Regions from separate parts of the Homo sapiens genome. Here region 2 is linked to region 1. A link is a contact called in ENCODE Hi-C or POLR2A ChIA-PET data. All regions are on one chromosome and are shown on one strand. Each heading gives the region's core, a stretch centred on a gene start or an enhancer-like site at or near the end of the contact. The rest is flanking DNA. Distances are from core to core; before and after follow the strand shown. Region 1 holds the start of CCDC14 (coiled-coil domain containing 14). Region 2 holds the start of KALRN (kalirin RhoGEF kinase).

The links. A loop is a pair of places that touch in the nucleus more often than their neighbours do. ChIA-PET counts read pairs that join two places held with the same protein, here RNA polymerase II (POLR2A). Pooled maps may share reads with other maps.
Region 2: a loop to region 1 is called in a map of gastrocnemius medialis, with 6 times the contacts of the local background. The contact joins the promoter of KALRN here to the promoter of CCDC14 in region 1. A Hi-C loop is called at or near these places in 4 of 168 maps with a recorded cell type or tissue (PC-3, endothelial cell of umbilical vein, gastrocnemius medialis and 1 more) and 15 of 50 pooled maps. POLR2A ChIA-PET finds 5 or more read pairs at or near these places in 7 of 52 experiments (A549, GM12878, Panc1 and 2 more).

Annotation. Positions count from the first base shown.
Region 1 is chr3:123,959,643-123,962,632 of GRCh38, forward strand. CCDC14 (coiled-coil domain containing 14) reads right to left here and starts at 1,587. Exons shown (of 13, transcript NM_001366335.1): 1 at 1,502-1,587. The coding sequence starts at 1,531. RefSeq lists a silencer at 1,595-1,905.
Region 2 is chr3:124,032,082-124,035,113 of GRCh38, forward strand. It overlaps KALRN (kalirin RhoGEF kinase), which reads left to right and starts at 1,288. Exons shown (of 60, transcript NM_001388419.1): 1 at 1,288-1,732. The coding sequence starts at 1,660. RefSeq lists a silencer at 804-1,263.

The sequences.
Region 1 (2,990 bases), core at 337-2,836:
CTCTTCTTATATTACCCCTGCTCAGCCCTGGAGTTGGTCATTTCTCCAAGAAGCCATGACTCCTTAGTGGACAGTGGTACGTGGAAACCAAGATCTAGGTACTAGATGTGTTCTTTGCTATTGGGGCCTCCAATCTTTTTTCATATGCATTTTTTACTTAGTCATAATACCTAGATATTTGCAATTTTAAATCCTGTGTTTTCTACTTTTAAATCTTTTTCATATTCATAAATTTTTAATGGTTGTATAATATTTCCTTCAGTGGAAGTAATATAATAATGGTCTTGGTTTGCTTCATATTTTTCACAATTAAAAAAACAAACCTGGAATAAGCCTTTCTATCTACTGAAAACAGCCTTTTTATATTTAGGATTAAAAAGAAAATTATTTGGTGAAAGGTTATTAGCAATTTAATAACCCTTGATACAAACTGCAAAGCTGCTCTCCAAAAGGAGTGTCCTAATCACAATACAGGAGAATCAGTTTGCTTTATTTTACACTTACTTCTACGAGGTTATTATCATTAAACTTTTAATTTTGCTATTTGAGAATCATATAAGCATTTCTTAGTAGTCATATCTCCTACCAACAAGTACAAGATAATACTGCCTTTGTAGAATGACTTACAGTGTGCTAAGGTCTTTCATTTTCACTTAATCCATACCCTGTGAGTTATTATTTGTGAGGTGGGAACCTAAATTTCAGAAAAGTGGTTTGTTCAAAGTCATACATCTACTAGGTAAAATGTTTAAAAGAAGAATGGACTCTGGCATCAGTTTTGTGAGTCTGAATCTTGTTTCCACAGCTGTGTAACTGCCAAGTTATTTGAATCCTCCAGCCCTCGATTTCCTCATATATAAAATAGGGATAATAGTACTTACCTCATAAGGATATCGTGACTATTAAATGAGTTATTCTATGTAATACATAAAAGCACTTACAGTAGCATCTGCCACATAAGTCCTATCTAAATGTTGGCTGCTGTTATCATTAAGATGGTGGCAAACTACGTGTTTTAAAGGGAACTAAATTTTGTTGTATGTCTACAACAACTGTGTGATCGATGTTTTTACCGGGTTCTCTTATTTAACCTTCTCAATTCTTTGAGACAGGATTTTATGCTTATTTCTGCCTATTTTGCAGCTAAGGAATAGGAAGTTCTGAGCAGTAAAAAGTAGTAGACTCTCAATCTGCAGGTGACTGAAGCTAGGAGAGGTTAAGTCACTCGACGCAGCGGCGAAGGCTGGGACTCGAACCCGGGCCTGACCCCAAAGCCGGCGCTCTAGACTAGGGCTACGACGATTTAAACAGAAACATCTAGAGACCGAGCGGCCGTGTTACGACGGGAAGATTAGGTGTTCCCTGCACCTCTGTCCCAGCACTTTAATGTCGCCGCATTGTCTTTGTCTTTTTTCGAGCAGAGTTTTACAAGTTCCTGGCCCGAAAACCCCCCTGTCCCTCTCCATCCCCACAGCGGACTCCTCAGGTCCTCAGCCCTCACCTGGCCCGGTCGAGCTCCAGACCTGACCATCTCTCGCCGCCTCAGAGAAGCCCAGACCGAGGGAAGTGAAGCCTCACGGTAAAAAGAATTAACCGCCGTGGGCTCCCGGACCTTCTTGGCCCGCCCGCCGAGCTTCCGCTTCCGGAAAGGATCCCGCCGAATGCCGCGCTTCATAGTCTCCGACGCGCCTCCACTCCCTTTCTCCTGCTCCAGGCCCAGCGCCTTGGGCGTACGCAATAGACCCCTCCAAGCTTCCCGGCTTGTCACCCACCGGCAGGGGTTGGGAGAAGCCAATAAACGGCGAACGGGGCGGGGCCAAGGCATGGCTGGGGCGGGGCCGGGGCGGAGCCGCCGAGAAAAGAGTTAAGCGGAGGTTCCAGGACTTGCGGTGGGGAAAACGGGGACGAGGACCCGCCAGCGCCAGAGGATGGGACAGGGGTAGGAGGCGAATAGGTTTCAGAAGGAATTGAGCGCGACTTTTTGGGTTTTCGCTCTTTATTTTTAGTTTGGCATCGTGTGCCTTTTGGAAGATTTTGTTCTTGATATTCTATAAAAATAAGACCTCGGGGTTGTTACCTTTGCGTGTGATGGAAATTGCAGAATTATTCCCTGTGGCCACTGATCTCAGAACGGTGTTCATTAGTTGGGATTTTGGGTTTACTTCCATGCGTACTTGTCTCCTCTTATGTTGAGGTAATTACTTTTGATGAAAAATGACACAACATTCTTAGTATTGGCATGTGCACTCATTTTAATGAGGATTTTAGTCATTGGTTTTTAAGGCATTGAGTTTTGGGTTAATGATTTAAATCAAGTTGAAGAGAGATAACTCAGTTTATTCCATTTCAACTGTCACCCAGGCAGGAGTGCAGTGGCGCAATCTCAGCTCACTGCAACCTCTGCCTCCTGGGTTCCAGCGATTCTCCTGCCTCAGCCTCCTGAAGAGCTGGGATTACAGGTGCGTGCCACCACACGCGGCTAATTTTTGTATTTTTAGTAGAGACAGGGTTTCACCCTGTTGGCCAGGCTGGTCTCACACTCCTGACCTCAGGTGATCCGCCCGCCTTGGCCTCCAAAGTGCTGGAATTACAGTGGTGAGCCACCATGCCCGGCCTCATTTCTTTTTAATGGAGAAAAGAGCTACGCTTTAAAAGTCTGTTACAATTAATGTCAAAGCCCAGGAACTAAAATATGTCCACCAAAATATCACACACTTATCCTGAGTGATTTTAGGAAATGAGTATTTCACAGATTTAGTTTTGAATTAGATCAAACTGTGAAAACCTCTCCTTTCCTTCCCCAGCCCTCACATAACTTCATAACTTGCTGACATATTCACCTGAAATTAAGGGGTTTTTTTTAGTTAAGTTGATATTTTTTGAATTCATATTGATTTTTCTTAATACATGTTTATTTTAGAAAATATAGATAAGCAAAAAGGAAAAGACCACCCATAACCCCATTACCCATGAGTTATCACTTTGAACAG
Region 2 (3,032 bases), core at 38-2,537, 72 kb after region 1:
AGCAGACCTTATTAAGTACTCAGGTCTTAAAGACCCTCTGTTTGGTGGGCTCTGTAGTCACTAGAACCATAAACACACTACTGGCTAATTATTGTTTAATTATTGCTTAAAAACTGATGGGCACAATACAATCACCGCATTAATTACCCCATACAGCATCTGTTTTCTTTTTTGCAGCCATCCCCATTCCTCCCCAGCCCCTCTCCCCACTTTAATTGAAATTCAGCTTGCTGTAACACCTCCTTCCTCCTGGCCAACTGGATCTCTCCATTCACATGAGGGAGAACAAAACCGAGAAGGCCCCAGGGATTAGAGAGTTTTGACAGCTGTCCAAGAGGAGCGCGGAGATACGGGCCAAGTACGGAGGCAGGACAGAGACAAACGAGGGACAAGAGAGTGACGGAGGGAGGGAGAGATAGGCAGGGAGACATCACAGGAGCATTAAACTGGACAAAGAGTCACAGAGACAGGCGGAGATGTTTAAAGGGGCGCTGAAAAGGGGAAAAGGACGAGAAAAGATAAAAAGGAGAGAAACTGTGGCGAGCTGGTGAGGAAAATGTGAGAGGCTCAGGAGGGCAGGGAGACAGAAGAGAGCTCGTCAGGAAGGAGGGGAAGAAAGGCCGGCCTCTAGGGACAGGTCAGTCCAGCTTGGAGACCGATCTGAAGATCCAGAGAAGGCGGGCGGGCAGCCTGGTGGTCCCCTCACACACCTGGGAGTGGAGTGGACGGAGGAGGTGGCCGCGGGGCCGGGAGGAGCACCGGCGGCGCGAGCGGAGAAGCTGAGCGCGCAGCGCCCGGGCCGCAGAGCCCCCTGGACAAGCCTGGCGTGTGCCCTGCAGCCCCGGGCTCGCCCGGCGGCCCCGCCCCCTCCCTGGCCCGGGCTTTTCCTGCGGAGCTCAGGAAGCCGGCCTAGCACAGCCTCGAACAATAGCTCGGGACTCGGGCTCCGCTCCCCGGGAGGCCGGCGCGGGGCCGCTGGGACTGGGGGCGTAGGCGCCGCCGGGGGCCCGCAGCGAGCCCTCGGCCCCGGCCGGAGCTTCAATTCAGCTCGGCGCTCCCGGGGTCATTGTTGGCCGGGACTGAGGGAGCGGGAGCCGGGGGAGGAGCTGGGGAGGCGGCTGCTGCGGCGGCGGCGGCGGCGGGAGCCAGAGGGGGAGCTAGAGAGCGAGCGAGCGAAGGAGGGAGGTAGCGAGTGAGCGAGTGAGCGAGGGAGGGAGGAGGTAGGGAGACAGGGAGGGTGGGAGGGAGGAGGAAAAATAAAGAGGAGAGAGCGGAGCAGGGCTGAACAATAGAGACAGGCAGACGGGCGAGCAGGAGAGCCAGCTGCCGCTGCTGGGGGACAGCGGGCGCCCAGGCAGCCCGCACCCCGGCCCCGGGCCCCGGCCCCAGCCAGACAGCAGGCGGCCAGCGCCCTGGGGAAGGGGTACCATGGGGGAGCTGGCGGCAGGCACCCCCAGCCCGCCGCGCGCCTCCGCCTGAGGGAGGCTCAGCGTCCTCTGCCCCAGCCCCGCCGCCCAACGCCCGCCCTCGAAGCTCCGCGGCCGCCAGCTCTGCGGCCGCAGCAGCTGCGCCCCGCGCCCTCCGCCCACCGGGCGCCGAGCAGCCCTCGGCCCCAGGCTTCTTCGGCTCCCGGCTGCCCGCGGACGCCCTCCCACAGTCATGAACCCCCCTGAGGGAGCAGCGGAGGAAGGAGGAGCAGCAGACTCGGACGTGGACGCCTTTTTCCGGACAGGTAAGCCGGGCAGGGCGCGGGGGGCCAGGGCTGAAGGCTACTGCCTCGGACGCGGCGTCTCGGACAAGTTTGGGGAAGGAGGGCTGTTGCTGCCGCGTGCGTGTTGGGGGGCAGTGCCCCCTCGGCGTCGGGGCTGGAGTTGCCGAGATTCTGGTTGTTATGGCAGTGCTGGCTGCGTCTGGGGAGGGCGTGGGGGCTGGGAACTCCGCGCCCCTCCGCCTTCACCCCAGTTGCGGGAGTCTGTGTTGGGGAGGTGGGAGGCGGTCCCCTCGGACCGCCTTCTCCCAGAGCGCGGGGATGGGCGGTGTTGGCTCACTTTGCAGCGCGCCGCTCCGGCTACCGGCGTCCCGGCCCCTCCCTTGGCTCCCCCTCCCCTGTGCCTGTCAGCGGGGCTCCCGGCGGCCGCCCTGGGTCGGCACCCCTCCTCGCCGTCGGGGGCCCGGGGCCCTGATGTGCACAGAGGGGCGGCGGGGACCCGGAGCCGCGCCGGCTGCAGACTGACAGGAGTGGGGCGGAAGACATCGGTCTCGCCTGGTGCGTGTGGGGAGCTGGTCCCTCTGACTTGAGAGGCAGACCCAGCTGGGAGGGCGGTGGGCGCCTCGGACCTCCCCCTTGTCCTCCTCTTCAGTTCTGGGAACGGAGGAGCTATTCATAAGAATTACTCATTCCTGGAAGTGTGAGTTAGCGTCCCTCTCATACACACCCACTAAGTCTCTGCTTGCTGTGAGGTGTAGAGCCCTGAGATGTCTTTCTAGCTCTTTGCGCCCCTGCCATCGTCCAAGTCCCGGGTCCATTGCTCCTCCTGCTCCCTGGCTACACAGTCCCTCCCTAGAACCGGCACTGACCACCCTTATCTTCCACCACCTGTGGCCCTGTTTCTCTGATGGCCAGGGATTCCCCGTCTCCCTGTACCTGTGGCTTCCACCAGCTTCTGTGTGTAGCTCCCCATCTCCCCACATGTCTGAAACAGTTTTGTCTGGAATCTTTGTCCCAAGGAGTCCAGTAAGTTACCGGGGCCCCATGCATCTGCTCTCCCTTCTGGAAAGTTGGATTAGAGGACATGAACTGGTGGGGGTCAGGGGTCAGGTTAGCTCTGGAGGGTCTCTGCACATCCATCTGTTTCCTAACCCTGTTACCTTGCCCTGGAGGTCATCTCTAGGGAAGGGGGTGGGGTGCTTTGCGGGGGAGACTTGTGGCTTTGGAAGTCAAGACTTGATTGGCTCATATGTTCATTCTCTAGTTGATGTGCAGAGGAAAAAACTGGAGGACAGGAGCTGGTGCCAGGGTCTGGGGAAATCAG